Linked DNA regions of Mus musculus: region 2 is linked to region 1. Evidence: chromatin loops called from intact Hi-C (ENCODE). Cell type or tissue: heart. All regions are shown on one strand. Links, peaks and the distances in the headings refer to the core of each region. The heading gives the core; the rest is flanking DNA. Region 1 has its middle 93 kb from the start of Ttc32. Region 2 has its middle 34 kb from the start of Ttc32.

What was found. Hi-C counts contacts between places; a loop is a spot of excess contacts. Peaks named below come from ENCODE experiments on the same cell type or tissue, not always from the same donor. Only the 100,000 strongest peaks of a DNase experiment are listed, where the experiment ranks them.
Region 2: a loop joins it to region 1, with 2.1 times the contacts of the local background. A loop is called at or near these places in 3 of 42 quality-filtered maps.

Annotation. Positions count from the first base shown.
Region 1 is chr12:9,118,271-9,127,704 of GRCm38, forward strand. No RefSeq gene overlaps it. Among named protein-coding and RNA genes, the nearest start is that of Ttc32, 93 kb to the left of the region's middle. In heart, for the core only: no CTCF peak of the experiment used is centred there; no DNase peak of the experiment used is centred there.
Region 2 is chr12:9,059,430-9,068,863 of GRCm38, forward strand. No RefSeq gene overlaps it. Among named protein-coding and RNA genes, the nearest start is that of Ttc32, 34 kb to the left of the region's middle. In heart, for the core only: no CTCF peak of the experiment used is centred there; a DNase peak (open chromatin) is centred at 4,352.

The DNA of each region.
Region 1 (9,434 bases), core at 733-8,732:
CTATACCAGCAACACATGAGGCTGTCTTCTATTTGTGTTTTGTACCTGCCAGGAGTTCATGTCTTTATGGGTTATCAGAATAGCTAAGAAACCCTTGAGATGGTACTGTTTTTCATGAATGAATTAATCAGTGAGCTCATCTGATGAGTACCTATTAATACCAACCACACCATTGCCGTTTGTTGTTTCAGGGTAGAGTAGATGGATCCCTGTTCACATGGAGCCTGTACCCCGATGGAAGTAAGGATGCTGCATGGATCCAATACATGTCTGCTGGCTGATTTATCTCTGTGTAATGTGTTAATTTAGAAAATATTTAAAGCTCCATTGTCCTCATAACCTTTGAAGTACCAGGTAATTGCTCCAGTTTAGAGAGAGCACTTATCCCAAACCCTAAATCATGAAACCCCTTCAGGGAAGCACTCTTCTTATGCAGAAATGCCAGCCCCTCCCTTAACATCTGTGATTCATCCTGCTTGTTTCATGTGAAGCAGGGATTCCCGTGGAAGATTGCAAGATGGTTAGATTTGGCACCAATTGATGTACATGTTAGGGCTAAAACCTCAATACCGCAAGGCCACAGCAGGGAAAACCATTAGCATATTCATGATCTCCTCTTCTTCTATTTATAGGTCTATTGTCAAAGCTAATGATCTTTCAGCTTTCTTGAAGCCTTCTAGCTTGTTGTGGGTTCCTGCTGTAAAAGAATGTGTGAAATCTAAACATATCCTTGTGATTTTTAATATTAATATCTTTAGAAATGACAGGCTTTTTTTTTTTTTTTCCCCTGATGCAGGGTTTCTCTATGTAGCTCTGGCTATTCTGTAACTTGCTCTGCAGACTAGGTTGGGCTCGAACTCATAGATCTGCCTGTGTCTGCCCCTGAGTGGTGTGATTAAAGGTGTACACCATCACTCTTGGTTTAAGAATTGGTAGGCATTCTTAAGACCAGAAGATGGTGAGGAAAGAGAATTCTCTGTTCTTTACCTGTGTATTGTTTTTCCCTGACTTTCAGTTTTTGGCTTTGTTCCTTTGTCATGGAGTACAAAGTCAGGATTCTGTTATTCATGTGTGGCCTGGAAAAACTTCCTTTTCATGTATAGCTATTATGTTTTTTAATTTCACTACCTCCTTAGGCAGTAGAAAGAGGGTGACGTCATCCAAATCTCACCCATTAAGTGAGTGTTACCTGCTGGCAGGTGTGAACTGGAGCTTGAGAGATGCTTTGGGCCATGGTAGCAGTGAGGGAATCTAAGGATCTCTAACCCCATGGTGCTGTCCAGTGTTTGATTTGAGCTGTGAAACACTACATATGGCTTTTTATGTAACAACAAAACACCCCTTTAAAATATCTTTTCTTTCCCATCTAGTTTTACTGATTTTTTTTTTCTGAGCCCACCCAGGTGCTAAGGAGACTCACACAACACTTGGTGTAAGCTCCTACCTTTTGGCTCAAAAATGTATCTGGCTGTCTTGTTCTTTATTTAGGGAGAACTCCAGCATTTTGGAGCTGATGTGTTTGAAGGAAAAAAAAAGTTTCCAGGCTGAGAGGGAACATTATCAACATTTGGGAATGCTTTTTGTTAAGATCCTCCAAATGAAGTCGGATTATAGCTGTGAAGAGAGAGTGAGAGTCTTTGATCCCTAGGGTCTTGAGGATTTGGCTCTTCCTGTATGGTTGCAAACAGGAGCGTAGTTCCTATTCAATAAATTGCTGATGTTAATACAACTTGATGTTTATGGAGTCTCACAGCCATGAGATAGATATGGAAGAAGTTCCTTGTGGGTTTTATGGAGAAGATGGTTACAAGATGACAGAGAACTCTTAGGGAGGCGTTTAAGGGTATGTGGAATATGAATGAGCTCTGTGTTTACCCGGGAAGGGGGCATTTTTATGGTAGAAGGGCATTTCAGGTGGAAGGACAAAGAGTGATGCCTGATAAAGCTCTGTAGGAGTAGATGATGGGGGTGGAGAGGATGGCAAAAGGAATATAAAAGTAGAAGAATGGGATGGACTGAGATCATAGAAAGAATTAGTGGAAACAGATAGAAAATGTGTAACGGCCATAGAAGGGCATTGGCAATTTTTTTGTATATAGGCTTTAATGGAATAATATATTGGATAACCCTTAACTGCTATTACCATGCAACTTAGTTCTCTGCAGAGACTGGGAGCACAAAGTATTCAGGGGTCTGTTGGTTCAACTCAGGGGTTTGTTGGCTCAGCATCAAGAAGACACTACCTGGACACTGGAGTTGAGCTGTATGGTCTGTTGACCTCTGTTGAGTTTCTAAGTTCACATCAGTATCCAAATGGTAGTCTTCTTATGTGACTTTGGATCAACTTCCCAAAGGATAAGAGAATCAAACAAAGACAGAATATGTTTAGAATTATTTACTGAGGACATTGATGTCATTATGGTTTCCTAACCTGTGTGGTGATCGTGTGTCACATAGTGTGGCGAATGACCCCTTTAGTGTTTAGTGTGCATATGTTTTCTTGTATTTGTTACATCTTAAAAAAGCTGTTCTCAATCTGTGGATCATAACCCTTTTGGGGGTCAGATATGAAGTATCCTGCATATCATATATTATCATTATGATTCAAAACAGTAGCAAACTTACAATTATGAGGCAGCAACGAAATACTTTTATAGTTGGAGATCACCACAACAGGAAAAACTGTTTTAAAGTGTTGCAGCTTTAAGAAGGCTGAGAAGCATTGTCTTAACGTGTGCTTCAAGAGTAACTTCCAAACCCTACCTACCATTATCTAGATCTTCTCTAGAGTCTTGCACTTCCAACATAGCTTGGAAAATGCTGGAAGAGACACAAAGGAAGAAAGGCTGGGCTAGTGGTTAAGCCCGTAGAGAAGGAAACAGGCAGACAGACAGGCAGATATGCTATTTTCTGTAGACTGGTAGAAGATCCTCTTAACATCAGACGTTTGAAGCATTTCCCAAGTTTCCCAGTATAGTCTATTGGTAGGGCTACCGGCCCAGTTCTAGCCTTTGAGAGCAGCTGGATGTGGAGCTCAGTTGGTGGCTGCCAGCCCCTGCATTCCAGGTCTATAAAATCTCTGCAGTCACATCATCATTTGCATTCCAATATCCATAGCTGTCATATTATCAAGCAGAAGCCCTCAAGAGCAAGGTTTATCTCATGACTTCTGGGCTCGAGATTGAGTCTCTCAGTCTAGTCTGAGCAAGCAGGTGGAGCCTCAGCCTGGATCTGAAGCTGGCTGCGAGTTAGATTTAGTTTGGGTCAACTCTTAGCTGCATTTTGATAAAATCAGAACTGTTCACAGCACTATTTGTCAAAGTACCTGGGTGAAATTTTTGTCATAATATATTTGTAAGTAGGTACATAGTAGAAGGCACCCATTTCTCCACAATATGACCAACCACAAGGTGGTAGAAAGACTACCAGAATAGGAGTCCAGACTGCTGGGCTCTTGTCCCATGGTCATCCACTTGCTAAGTGACCTTGGATGAGTCTCTCAGAAGGTTTTAGTTTCCCATTTGCAGAATGAGGTAGTTGGACCAGATGAGTTCTGAGGTCCCCTTCAACTTTGGAGTGTGGCAACACTTAAAATATCCTTCCATTTCTGTTGCACCCTGTCCTGTTGGAGGGTTAGAGGTGGTAACTAGACAATTCTGGTGTCAAACATGCTGCCATTCCCAGACCACACAGTAGAAAATGTGTCCCCACTTTTGGACTGGAAAAACACACATATGTGTTTAAAGAAAATTGTGTATTTCTTTAGGAGCAGGAAGGGACACTTCCAGATTTCTTTTCCCTGCAATGAAGGAGAACAGAGACAACTCTAGCAAGCATAGCTAAGGGTTAAAAATTGTTTACGGTGAGTCCTTTAATAGAGGAAGGCAACCAGAAGACAAAGAGAGGAGAGTGAAGAGGTTGGGATATGACAGAAAAGCTATAGGAACTCACCCGCCCTATTCAACACAGCAAAAGACAGATTGTCATAGCAGTGAGTCCAATAGCCCCCTTTCTCTGGCAGCTGTAGGCTTTCTTTGAGGATACTGTGCTGTGACACATGGTTTCTCTGTTGGCATTTTCCTGGTTGATGATGGGCAGGGATCACTGTGAGTTTTAAATGAAGTTGCCCCACTTTTCAGTTTGACCATTAGGGATTTTTTTTTTTTTTTTTTTAACAAACATTAGATTGATAGTCATTTCTAGACAAATAGTCATGGCCAATGTCTTTGGATGGACACAGAAACTTCAGCTGGCATTCTCTCTGAGAAGGTTTGGAAAAGGTTGGGTGAACATTAAACCACGCTGCTTTACTTTATGGTGCAGCGACTGGTACCTTGGTAAAGTGACCAAGTTAACCAGTCCTGTTGTCAGTGGGAAACCCGATATGATATGACCAAGAAGACATGTAGCATTTTCTTTTCAAAACTGGTCACTCCTGTCTGATCACAAGCAAAACACCTGGCAAGATGAAGTTGAGGGAGAGATGCTCTATAAGATACTTGCCTAAGATTTCTTAACATTGTCAAGGTCATTGAGTAACAAGGACAGTTTGACAAACCATTGCAGGCCACAGGAACCTAAGGAGACACAGGTTTCAATGCTATATGGTTACACTAGAGTGGATGCTGAAACAGATAACAGATTAAAAAAAAAATTACTAGTGAGAGCCTAAGAGAATCTGGAGTTCTAGAGTTTGGTTAGGATTACCAGGAGATGTTGGTTTCAGAACTCTCTGAAGCATATATATGGTAGGGATGGGGGAGGGAGGATGTTAACAACAGGAGACGCTGAGGCAGCTCCCCACATCTACTTCAGATCTTTCTGTGGATTGAAAACTATTGCAAAATAAGAGATGATTTAAAAGGCAAAGCACTCACTTTGGCTTCTTGGGCCAGGCTGTGTGGTCTCACCCCGGCCACCTTTGCCCTTCCTGGTGCTGCTGTCTCCTTCCCTTCTCATGTCTTCTGCTCTTCTTTCAGAGGTTTCTTGTTTGTCGTGGAGTCAGTTATCTATGTGCACTATCACTTGGTCCTTGGTGGAGTCCATTGTTTATGTGCATTATCCCTTTGCTCCTAGAGCTGCTTAGCTGCTCATTTTCCAAGAAAGCTGATGTGAAAGGTTGTCTCAGAAAGTTCATAAAACAGACAAACAAACAAACAAACAAACAAACAATGCTGGGTGGTGGGCACATGCCTTTAATTCCAGCACTTGGGAGGCAGAGGCAGGAGGATATCTTTGAGAGTTTGAGGCTAGCCTGGACTACAGAGTGAGTTTCAGGATATCCAGCGTTACTCGGAGAAACCCTGTCTTGAAAGACCAAAAACCAAACCAAACCAAGCAACATGATTGCTGTAAGATTTACCAAGATGGTTGAGAGTGCCTGTCTCTGAGTGAGGAGCAGTAACCTGAATGTGTTCTGGGAATTCTTGATTGCCAGTGCCCCATTAGAAACAGATGCTTTTCCCTGATGAGAAAACAAAGACCAGCAAAGCTGAAGGACAGGATTTGAGAGCATTCTGTCATCCCTATGGAGCACAGGCTGTATGTCTAGCTTTCCGGCCAGTGCCTGAAAACAAAGATACTTGGGGACAGGTGTCGTATACAAGGAGGACGATACTCAGTGGAGAAACCTAGATAGTTCTAGACCAGTACGTCTATTAGTACCCATTGGTGCATTCTCAGCAGAACTCAGGGTTACTTGCTGTCTGAATATCAGAACACCATTTTGCAGCTAGGGTGACCAGCTATTCCAGTTTGTTTGAGACTTAAAGCTTTTCCTGGATCTATAACTCAGTGGCTAAGAGCACTTGTGGTATAAGTATAGGAATTTGAGTTTAGATCCCAGTGCCGATATAAAAAGCTAGGTGTGGCCATGTGTACCTATAATCCTAATAGCGGGGTATAGGGACAGAGACAGGAGGATCATTGGGGCCTGCTAGCTGCCAGCCTAGCGTCAGGTTCAGTAAGAGATTGTCTAAAGGAACCAAGAAGGAGAGCAGTAGAGGGCACCTGATGGCCTTCTCCAGCTCCACACCCATGCAGACAGGTGACCCTTTCATGAGCACACACAAGCACACACATATCTCCATGCATACAATGCATAAGATGACTGTCCCAGGCAAACTGGTCGCTTGCGGCTGATTTGGCTCTGAAAGAGCTGTGATGAATGGGCCTTCAGGGGCATTTCTTATCTCTGACTTCCCCTGGGACTTGTTATCAGTATTTCTTCTTTTCAGAAGCCGAAAAGCCTGATAGGAAGGGTCTGTTGAGCCAAAGGGGAATCCGGAGGGAAATGCCTGAGGACAAATCAGAGGAGTCTCAGTTCAATCTCTTCCCCCCTCAATAGGAACGAATATCAAGAATCAAGGCGCGATTGATGCCAGGGAGAACGGATTCTCTCATATGGAGGTGCAGCTGGGCTCTGTGGTCCAGAACAGAGACTTCATTGGTCTCAGCCTGTTGACTAAGCTCACACACTGTTGAAACAACAGCGCCATGGGACTATCAGACTATATCAGGCACAGGGACAGGTTTGTGTGGTTTGCATGTGGCAGCTCTAAGAAAGACCTAGAGGGGGACAGAATGTGGCTTAGGTAGCTGTAACTGGTGAAAGAACACTGTCTGTTGCTAGGGAAGCTGTGGTGTTCCAGCCCTGGGGAAGGCTGTTTTCTTTAGCATCTCTTAATGTCTCTTGGTCAGTGCCATGTTTTCTTATCTTAGGGAATGAGGGGGGGGGATCTGCATGAGGGGATAATGGGAGGAGAGGGGGTACTGATACTGATATATAAAGTCAATAAATAAAATTTAAAAAGAAAGTTAAAAAATACAATTGCTGTGTTCCTAGGTACACACATGAGCCACATGCTGAATGATCATTTTGTTTTCTCTCCATGACTGCCCTCGATTACTCTATCGATTCTCTAATCATCACACATCTATTGTCTGTTTCTACTGCCCACATCCTGGCTTAGATTCCACCAGGATCACACTGAACCTATCTACTCCCAGATTCTCTCTTCTCTCTTCATCGTTTACTGGTTCCTACTTCTCCAGGCTACCTTTGGCATATGTTTCCTGGAATGGACCACTCAACTCTAGGCACCAGCACAGATACTATCAGATAGAACCTCTGCTTAGATGCAAAGGGTCACTGGGAGAATATGGTGCTTTCAAGATCCCAGTGGCATTTGTGGTGTCCTGGGGTACATCTGTGCCTATTGTAAGCCACGGTAAAGGTTCATATCATCAGAATGGCTTGAACTTCTTGTATCTTGTCCAGGACTGTGCATTTTCCTTATGAGGCCCATGATGTAGGGGCTTATGCATTGAGTGGTGAGGCCTGTGAGGCTCTTATCCTGACACAGGGGGCCAGTATATGGGGTAAACAGATATGGTCCTCAGCTCTGTCTGGATGAGATGGGGCTGGGTGCTGGCTGAGGCTCAGCAAACAGCAGACAACTATCTGCCTCAGGGAAGCAGTGCCCCTAAGCAAAGCCACAAGTATTTTGGCAGAGTGGTTTTACAAGCTGGGAATATCCTGAAGACGCTTCAGACTGTTCATTCAGACAGAAGAAAATCACTAAACATAATAGAAATAAGCCCCTATTTCAAATTGGAGCAGTCCTTCACATCTGTAGCTTTTAAGACATTTTGGCCCCATTTGTTAGATGAGCTGACTGAGGCTGGGTGGCAGAAGGGTCTGGGTAGAGGAACATGGGCAAATGCGGGTTCATGCTTTGTCCTTTCTTGGGCATAGTGATAAATAGTCTTGGTCTCACTGGTGTCAATAAATGTTACAGGACCTGATTCTGTTGTGGAGAAGCTTAAGGAGATAAAAGAATGTAAAGTGGAGAAGAAAGAGGAGAGGGAGGATGGGGAGAAGGAGGAGGGAGAGAAAGAAGGAAGGGGTGCAGGGAAGCCAGAGAAGAGGCCTCTGAAGATGCTCTGAGGTCTGCACAGTACTGCATAGCCTGAAGCTCAGGCCTTCAGTTCATGGGGAATCAACTGTTTCCTCATGTCTCCAATTACCCAGAAAAATCTAGTGTATCAGATACTCAGTATCTCGTGAATGTTAGGTATGTCAAGGAGGGGTCATGTTTGGCTGTGTGCTAGAAAGAAAGGAAGAAAAGGAAGAAGGAAGGGAGGGACCCAAGGGAGAAAGGGAAGGAAAAGAGCTTGAAGGAAGGGAAGGGAGGGGAGGAAAGAAGGAGGAGAGAGAGAAACAACTGACCTAAGAAACAACAGTTGTTAAGTAAGAAGTCAAGAGCAGGGCGGGCCTCCACCCCTTCGCTGAGATCCTAGCATGGTTTCTATTCTTGGGCGATCTTGTCAGGAGTTTGCAGTTCCTGCTAGGGCCTGTCCACACTGCAGACATAAGAGAAGCCATAACAGAGGAGGAGGAGGAGGAGGAGGAGGAGGAGGAGGAGGAGGAGGAGGAGGAGGAGTTGTTCTGTGTGAGGAAAGCACACTTTGTTCACAGATCACAGAGCATCTCAGGGGCCAGGGCACTTCCCCACTGGTGGCTGAGAGGAGGTTTTCACTGCAGATCTTCCTATACAGACCAGCCAGAACTTGTAATTCAGTCTTGGCAACTTCTAGTACATTTAAGGTTCTTCCTCAGAGTGTCCAACTTTTAGATCTTGTGTGAACCCTAATCATACTTCACTTGTGGCCTTAACATCAATCACATCATGTTGTGTTTGTGATGAGTACAACCTCTATTCCTTGCGTCCACTCTGGGCTCTTCACCTTACCTGGGCGATCTCCCTGCTTTTCCGGCATCACTCAGCTGTGACCTTTGGTCACTCGCTCATCCAGCTTTGAAGCTGGGTCTCACCAGGCTTGGGGGGGGGGGGAGGTGTCTGCCTGTTGTGCAAGTCCTGCCCCCCCCCCCCCCCCCCCATGCATGCGCTTCTGGGTTCCCTGGAGCACTGGCTCTGGGCTGTCAGGAAAGGGACTAGGCAGCCCCTGCAGTTTGTGCACAGAATGCAGAGAATCCAGACATTCTTGCTTGATGGAGCAAACCAGCCACCCAGGGGATAAAGTGCAGATCACAACAGGAGACCATGGAAAACCAGATGTGCCCCAGGGGGTTGGAAAGATGGTTCCTCCTCCTGGGAGAGCAAGGATGAGGGAGAAGACATTAATTTAAAACTGAAGACCAGTATGGTTTTGCTTATTGAAAACGATGAAGACAGCTTTGTCCTTGGACGGCACTCACGGCTCAGGGAGTGCCAGCTCATCTCTACCAAGAGAGGAGAATGTTCTAGAATGCCACTTTCCTGTTCTCTGCTGGATGAGCTCTTATTCCTGCCACAAGGCCCACTTTTCTATGTTGTACTCTTGAAGCAGGAGGAATAAATCTTTTTGTTTGTTTGTTTCCTGGAGCACTTTGGGACATGGTATTAAATTATGTTATTTTTGTTTTATAGTGG
Region 2 (9,434 bases), core at 873-8,872, 59 kb before region 1:
ATCTAAACCATGTTGGAATATGCCAGGAAAAACTTATTTAATATACCACCCTCGCCATGCATTCAGGGCTTCCGGGGGGCCCATATGTGTTTAGGGTGGCCTGTCTCTCCTGCAGTGGGGTTTCACAGAGAGCCTGGGACTGTGGGCTGCTGGGGGTAGTAGGATGGAGGCTGGAGCCTGGGATTTGGCCTTTAGGCTAGGGTATTGTCGCCGTCTAGGGTTTTGGCTCCTAATTGGGCACTGTTGAAAGCAAGCTCTTCTGGCCAGCAGACTGTTCTATGATTCTTTACTCTCCAGCAAGGTTGTTTGTGGGACATTTCAGTCCACAGTACTCATGGCTGGGAAGGAGGAAGCCAGAGTGAGTGAGCTAGTGAGGGAGAGAGGGTAAGAGAATGAGCAAACTTTGTTGTTCCAGAAAACAAGTGTGCCTTCTCCTTGGGAATGACACCAGAGAATATTTTCTAAATGAAGTATGTTTCCCTTCAGAGATTACAGCATTGGTTGATCAAAGTCCCCTGGAAATAGCTCCTGGCAGCTCTGAGGTTTTCTGTAACTCTTATTCCGCTCAAGCAGGGCAGTCCCTGTCCCTAGAACATCGGCGAAATGGCTTGGGAGGTCCCAGGAGCCACGGGTGGGGACAGACAGGTGTCCTGTGTGTCCATGACAGCTTTGAAAACCCTGTGGCCTAGGGTGGGTTTGGGGCACTGGGAATGGTTTCATTATCCTCTGTCCAAGTAACGCAATGAAGGCATGGTCTAAACTTACGGCTTTGGCAGTCTTGGTAAGATGGATTGTCGTCAGCTACGTGTCCTGATGTCCTCTGCAGAACTGAAAAAATGCTTGGACCTTGGGCCCTGATCCCTTTCTGGTTTAAGTTTAGTTAAAGTCTAGGCAGTCTAAGTCTACCTGGCAGCAAGGACGAGCCCCTTCATGTTAATTATTGCTAACTTAAACTGCCTCGTTCCAAACCCTATATACAGCCCTACACATTTGTATACATTTTATATGGTCTATTTCCATTATAAATTGCCCATAAATTAAATACAGATTTTTCTCTGAACATCTTGCAAAAAGGGAACAATTTTGTGTGATGCATATTTTTAGTATTGGAGGTGACGTGAATTACAAAGGGAAGGGGAGGGCGGCTCCGTACACCCACTGCCCAACATGGAGGTCATTCGTCTGGGTGAAGGCAACTCGAGTTGTGTGTGAACGGACGGGAGGTGCGCCTTCTCTCCCTCCCTTATGTGGGGAGCTGCACATCATGATTTAGTGAAAGATGGAGACTGATTGATGTAGACAATCCGGAGTGGAGTCAGAGGAGGACAAGAAAGACAGGGAGGGACGTGGTCCGGGGATAGCTGCATTTGTCTCTAGGATGATGGTAGAGCTGTCTTTCCTGTGAAGTATGTTGTCAGTGTTGAGGACAATAACGTAGTAGGAACCTTAGAGGAAAGTTCAGTCCAGTCCCTCTGCATTTCTGGGTCGCTGTGAGTGGCCAGCTGTGGATGCCGCTGGACTCCATGGAACAGTGTCGGACTTGAAGCCTGTTGCATTTGTGTCCTGCCTTTGCTCCTTCAAGGACTTCCTGCTTCCTGCTGCTTCTGCTTCCCTTGCTCTTTGCCCAGACATCTGCATGGCTTCCTAGTTTCTGCTCCTAGGTCTTTATTCAGTTGAATGAAATCCCTTTGACACTCGAATCAGGTACCCCACCTGCTCCCCAGTCTCTCTCCTGCTTTGTTTATTTTCACTTTCACTACTTATCTTATAATATTATTACAAACAATAACCAACTCAGGGTTCATGAGGCAGGAATGCCTTCGTTTCATGTTCCACCCCAGCACCTGGTATGTACGTGACGCTTAATTAAATTTGTCGAATGAATGTATGAATGAGTGTTTATGGGGGTGTAAGTGGACACCATCAGTTACATATTACAGAAAACCTTCTTGAAGTGGGTCATAGCAGTGCCGGCCTATACTACCAGCACCTGGGAGACAGAGGCAGGTGGCTCTCTGTAAGTTCAAGGCTGGTCTGGTCTATAGAGCAGGTTCTAGCATCGCCAGGATTGCACTGTGCAGCTGAGTCTCAAAACCACTAGAGTTGAGTCATGTAGCAAGAGTAACCCAAGGTTAAAAAAGAGAGAGAGAGAATCTGCGGCAAAACCAACTTTTTAAAGAAATGAAAATTTCAGCTAAAGAATGCACTGCTGTCAGGGAAGACGATAGCATGGAGGGATTGTGGAGATAAGGAAGGAAGCGTCCTGGCGATGAGATGAGGCCATCGAGCCACTTCCTGCCTTGGGATACAAAGGGTTTTAGCATCACAGAGTCACACCCATTTTTTCTCTTCTCTGTGTAATTCTGTTTAAGATCATAACATGTTCTGGGCTGAGCTGTCTTAAAATTCAGTGCTCAGGCCAGCAAGATGGCTCAGTGGGTTAAGATGCTTGCTGTCAAGTCTGATGATCAGGAATCCACATGATGTATGGAAAGAACCTACCTGTACAAGTTGTCTTAAGACCTCCGCAGGTGCTATGGTATACTTGAGAACACACACACACACACACACACACACACACACACACACACAAATAAGAGATTTAGAATATGTTAATGCCCTGGTGTTCTTGGTGGTTGTACTATACTAGGGCTTGGATCACATAGCTCTCAGTGAGGATAAGGAGAGAGACCATTTTAGAATGTGAGTCTCTAGCACACTGCCACCATATTGAGACAGGATAGCTCCTGCACCTCTAGCCTGGAGGGTCCCCATCCCGTGATCTCCAGGGACCCCCTTCTCAGTCTACTGGTTGTTTCCCCCAGGGGCCCACAGTGCCCTGATTTGATCTTGTCCACACACAAGATACTTGTTCCTATTATTATTTCCTCCCCGACTCAGGCAGTCGTTTCACCATCTGCTTTGTCTTCATCTTACGCCAGTGTAAGCGCAGGGTCCTCATCACCTCCCATGGGTCAGGATGAGTGTTTGGTGTTCCAGCCTATCCTTCTAGCCCTATTCACACCATTGCAGGGAGGGCATTTGAAGGTCACCTGCAAACTCACCTTCACCTTGGTCAGGATGCCCATGCCTGGCCTCTGTGGTTTAAGGGGCTCTGTGGTGAACAGCACAGTTCCTAGTCTGTCTTACTGGGGAGCTCAGGGAAACTGACACCCTGGGAAAGTTATTCTCATCATGTAGACCTGGGGGTTTGAGTCTTTTGGTAGAAATAGCGTTGGATGCTGGACTCTGGTATACAGGGAAAGCTGGAGCTGTCTCTGTCTTTGCTTTATTTTGGGGTGAAAGCATGGCGTCAGAATTTGTGTAGGACTTGGGACTTGAGGAGGGACACTGTGTTCCTTTCATTGCTAGGGCACAGAGTGCAGACAAGTTGAGTGACCTCAGACCAGCACCTGACCTCTCTTTCTGCAGCTTTCTTGTCTTGTCTAAAATGCAATGATTAGAATCCCATGTTGGAACATCAGCCATTTTCTTTATGTAGCTCCCTGTTGCTGTTGGATGTCTTAAACTCTATATAGCCATCACCTGGGTTCTAAGAACCTGGAGTGCTAGCTCAGTAGGCGAAGTATTTGTCAGGTAAGTGTGAGGACCTGAGTTGGAGCATCAGAGTCCATGTTAAAAAAATAAATGAAAGAACCGGGCATGGCAGCGTGTGTTTGTAATTCCAGTGCTGAAGGGGGAAAGAGGTGGGGCTCACTGGCTAGGCAGCTTAGCCTAATCAGCAAGCCCCAGGTTCTAGACCTCCCCAGACCCTGCCTCAGAAAACAAGGGACTCTGTCTCAGAAAAATAAGGTAGGTGACATCCAAGGAATAACACTAGAAGTTGACAGATGCACACAACTGCATCTCAACACACACACACACACACACACACACACGCACATACACACACACACACACACACACGCATACACACACACACACACACACACACATTGAGAAAAGAATTTATGAAAGGCTGCTACATTCAGGTCTGTTCTCCCTGCTGGGGAGGGTGACTGAAGGCACATGGTATTGGAGGTTCTGTGTCTCTGCCCAAGCCCTCTACCTGAGGTTTGGACCCAGGCTTTGCAGGGGAGAACCTGCCTGTCTGGGATAGCATTTGAAAGACACACAAGGGCTAAGCTCTGCTTAGGCAGGCAGGAGGTGGTAGAGGCTCAGGGGGGACGGATGAGATCTTCCCCACTTGGGCTTTATAAATGGCTCGGTGGGGTTCGTTAGAGCTGGGTGGAGAATTCAAGAGAGGGATTTTTATTGACAGTTTACACATAGCTTTTTGTTCAAGACCCCACCATTGCCAGCTGGACAGCGGGCTGCTAGCTGTTTCAAGGCCAAGTTCTGGTCTGGAGCAACCCAGACTATGTGAGATTACACCCAGCTGTGGGGGTGCTCGCTGTGACTGGGACCTGGGCAGGGAGTCCCGCTCCAGAATCTTAGGAAGAAAGGAAACTCTAACATCCTGTCTTCCTCTGTCCCCATGAGGACTTAGAATTCAGTACACTGAGGCTAACTAACATGCCCTGTCTTTGAAGCAAAGACATGATTTTAGGGCCTGCTTTGGACTTTATTAGGGAAGCACAAGGCTCTGAGAAAACATTGCCTCTGAGGATCTCCTAGTTTGTGAGAGCTGGAGATGAGACCAGGTCTCTTTCCTCACTGCCTGTTGCTGTCCTCCAAGGTCAAGAGGAGTCAGAATTAGATCCTGGTTTTGAAGAGTCATCTCTGTCTCCTGGAGGCCCTGTGGCTGTAGGGATAGGGCCTTCTCCACACACACTGTATCTGGGCCATCAGCAACCTCTGCAGTGTATGAATTACCTGCAGCCTCCTTTATAGCACTGACCCACCCTGGTATTAATGATGCCCTGGTACTTCCTCTGAGGTGCCTGGAATTGCACGGGGGCCCCTTGAGCTCTCAGCTCTCACGGCCTCTTTCCTCAGTGTGGTGTATATTCTTGCCTGCTGTAGCAGAACAGCACAGACTGGGGAACGAACAACAGGGCTTTGTTAGCTTCTGGTTTGGAGACTGGAAGTTCAAGGTCAAGAGCCATGTTTGGGACATTTTGTTGAATCATTAAATGGAGAAGACCTCGTGTGGTGAGAGGGAGGAAGGGAGGAAGGGAGGGAGGGAGAACCCAAATCTTCCTTTCATCAAAATCTACCTTAGAGATCATAAACCTTCTCTTGGGACAGTGCTCTCTGCCCTCCTGACTTAGCCATGAAGATCACACTTCTCAACCCCAATATACTGCGGACAAATATTGGCAGATACACGCAGTCAGCAGCAGTGTATAGGGATAGCCCATCTTCTCACACATTTTACTGACGGTATTTGGGATGCTGGGTCTGAGACTCATGTCTGGATTTCATATGCAACCAGATGACTGAACCTAAGGGGTCAGGATGTCTACTGTCCCACAGCATGGCATGAGGTACCAGACGCGAGAGAAGCCCGTGTTACTAGCTGTACAACCTTGAGAAAAGTCCTAGAACCCCCTGTTTCCCTGGAGCACTGAGGTAATGGAGTGAGTGGGAGAACCCTTGCATTGTGCTGGCCCCTCCTGTGCTCGCGGTTTGTTGAGTATGTCCCTTTGAACCATCTCAACACTATTTTGGAATTCTCAATGAGTTTCTAAAATTGCAGACACACACTTTCCCATTTCATGGGGTACCTGCAGTTTTGTAGCTGATCTGAGTGAGGGCAGATGAGGAGGGGTCAGCAGGGTGAATCTTATGATGGCAAAGTAGCTGCTGGCTGAGAGGAGACAAGATGGATTCGGCATCCAGATTCTGTACTCTTGGCAAAGCTTCACTGACAGCTCCAGGCCCTGCTATCTGTTTCTCTCCCTTTCTCCATACAAGCTCTCCACTCAGTGTTGATCATTAGAGTGCTCATATATATGTCATTTAATGCTACAAGTTGGAAATGACACATATCATTTCCACTAGTTGCCCACAGTTGGGACCAGAAGAAGAGAAGCAGCAGATATTGGTGAGCTTGGAAAGTCTACGGTGTGGACCTCAGATATTCACAGGTAAATAAACAGAGAGGAGACAGGGCATGCTTACTGCTTTCAGCTAGGGAGAGATGTGACTTTTGAGTATTGACTGGTTTCCTGATGAGCCCCTGAAGGCAAAGCCTTAGCCAGGCCCCAAATGGCCCTTCTGACAGTGAAAGCTCTTCTTAATCTCCTGTACCTGCCTAAAGCCAATGAACTAGGTGGGTTGGGGATCTGCTGAGGAGTGTAGCCATAGGTTGGTACAGACAAAGGCAGAGTTTAGTCAATGAGGGTGTGCAATGATGGCTGCCTTTGAGTTTGGTAAGGGTCGAAGTAAGCATGATTAGTGTGGATTTGATGCATGCCGCTTTGTTGTGAGCAATGTTACATTTGTTTTTATGAGTTGACTCTACCTCAGCCCTTAGGCATCCAGAATATCCCCTCACTCTGCCCTCTATTCCTACTGTGTTGTCTCTCTCTTCTGTAGAGATGGCCAGGAAGGAGCTAGAGAAAAATTAGGGGATGTTCACCTTCATCCATTTCTCCTATTCTAGATCATGTGGTTGATTCAGAAACAGTAAAATCACTGTCGCTCACAAGACCGTGATACTCAGTGTGAAGTACTGAAGTACCTATGAGACAATAGCAAAGGTATTGTCCCTCCCTCCAATAGCAAGGGAAGATATTGTTCTGTTTTGCCCAGTTTCTGAAGCACTGCCCTCTGACCTCAAGCCTCTGGGACTGTGAGTTACTTGCTTGGAGTGCCTGCTTGTCTGTCTCTTTGCTGACAAGCAGACTCATCACCCATTAGCCTCAGAGCAGCCAGCGAATCTGTGAGTTACCTCATTTTGTCCATATTTACATGGCCAAAGCCCGCTGCAGACAAAACACCAATAAAAACCTGGGCCTGGGAAATAAGGCCGCAGAGCAGGAAACCAGGGTTGTTCTCATGGTCCAAAATTTGTGTGTGTGGTTTTTTTTTTTTTTTTTTTCTGGCAAAAGAGAAAATGAAATAAGTTTAAAAACAATGTACAGTCCACTTTTGATAGCTGTAGAATATGTACGGCCCTCAGCTGCTTCCAACAGATTATTCACCATCTATTTGAGTACTAGCTAGACGCTGACACCACGTCTCCTGGTGGTGACTCACCCCACCTGGGGCTTTGCCTGGAGCTCTGAAGGATTCCATACCTGAGCCAGCAAGTGTCTCGAGCATGACCTGCCTCTGTGCTCACTTCCACGACTGGCTCTGAAAGCGGGACATTACCAAGCTTGCTTGTAGGACTTTGATCAATCCTTCCGAGGAATGATCTAGCATAGGTGCCACCTGCCCAGGTCTCAGGCCTCACCTTGGGCAAATCTGGACTGAGTGTGGTTTCATCTGTGGGAGAATCCCATGCCATTGCATTTCGTAGGTTCAGAGTCAGGGGCTGCTTGTCCTGTACTTTGGCCCTACCCTTTATCTTTTACCCCTAGCCCTCCTGAGCAGCATTTTTTTCCTGTGTCTTGATGGTTGAATAAATTGTTGGAAATCACTCCCGTCAAGCAGCTAGAGCTCACTTATCAACACATTGCAGGGTTCCTGATGAGTCCCTTCTCTGAGTCCCTGAGTCTCCTTAGCCTTGGCTTTTCTCTCTGGAAACAGCAAGAGAAGTTCCAGGAGGAACTAACTTCTCATATAACACTGCATCTACAAAGAGATAAGCTTAAAAACCACTCTTCAAATTTCCCTTTTTATTTTAATTTTATTTTCCTGTTATTATTGATTATTTATTTAATCTATTGAAAATAGACTCTCTTCTCATACAATATATTCTGATTATACTTTCGTCTCCCCATTCCTCCCAGGTCTTCCCCACCACCTGTCCCTTCTGGATCCACTTCCTTTCTGTTTCTCATTAGAAGAGAACAAGTTTCTAAGAAATAACTGACAAATACGATGATATAAAATAGATCAAGAGAAAGCAAAAACCATCATATCCGAGTTACAGAGGATGATATCTTGTTTCATTTCCTGTTGCTGTATAAAATACCGCGACAAAAGCGCCTTGAAGGAGAGAGGGTTTGTTTGGCTCATGATTCAAGGTCACAGTCCATCACTGTGGGAAACACAAAATGGCAAGAACTTGAGGCAGCTAGTCGTACCGTAGGCACGGTCACATGCAGAAGGCAGAGAATCAATGCATGCATCCTTACTGATGCTCAGCTTGGTTTCTCAACTCATATATAGTCTAGGATATTTTACTAGGGAATGGTGCCACTTACAGTGGATTGTCCAACATTAGTTAACTTCATCAAGGTACTTCCCATTCCAGGACGTGCACTGCACGGAGGCTACCCTGATCTAGGCAATGTCTCACTGAGACTCTGTCTACATTGTGGGAAGTTGAAAGTAGAAAGTAACTAATCATCACAGGTGGGTCAGGGAGAACACTGCCTACCTGACTCCATAGTCAACCCTGACAGTACTTCTTAGAGGGCTCTGTGTTCCCCCATCAAGCGCAGTCTGAAAAAGCACTAAGGAAGCTTACCTCTAAGCAACCGTTGTTAGGATTTTGAGGATCTTATCCAGATCTCAAAACAAAACAAAACAACAAAACAAACAACCCAGTATAAAACCAAGAAGGTGACAGAATGTTTGCTCCTAAGATGTAAGAAAGAAGGCAGCGGAATGGAGAGTGTCTTCATGGAAATAGCTTCTTTCTCCTGTGCGATTTAGAGTTCTGCTTGGTGACTACTTGGCTGCTTACATTCCCTGGGACTTTCCTTGATAGCTGTGCAGTTGATTCAGGCCTTCACAGGGCCTATCTCCTTTGGGTAACCTTTCCACTTACCAGAGGTAACCATGGGAACCAGGAGGGCCTTGGTCCTCAATGACCTCATGACAAAAACCACATTGAGGGTGCGTTAGCAAGGATTTCCAACCTCTTTGCAGAGATCGCTAAGCTTCCACCCAGGAATGGATAACTAGGGAAGATGGAAGTTGGGCAAGGAGAAGATCCTGACCCGTGGTATCCAGCAAGGCATGGTAGTTCTCTTTAAGTTCTAGGCTCATCAGGCAGTGGCCATTGTCCGAATAGTTCATAGAAGCTGATTAATAGGCATTTGTAGAGATAATTGAAGGGTTGATTGGGGGAAATAGGAAAACAGATACCTATACAATGGAAGACCATCGCCAAAGGGCAGAAATTTACAAATCCTGCTTATTGACAATATTGGCGTGGTGCCCCTGGCTTCTGCTACACAAGGACTGATGAAACTAGATGCCCTTCTGTGCCCACGACATTCTTCAACCTTACCGCGTACCCCTCTCCAACCCTGGCACAGAGGTCTCAGACCGTTTCGAAGAAAGATGCCCCACTTTTGTTCTGATGGGTTCCTCGGCAAAACAACTTTCTTTGTTTCAGGAAAGCTACC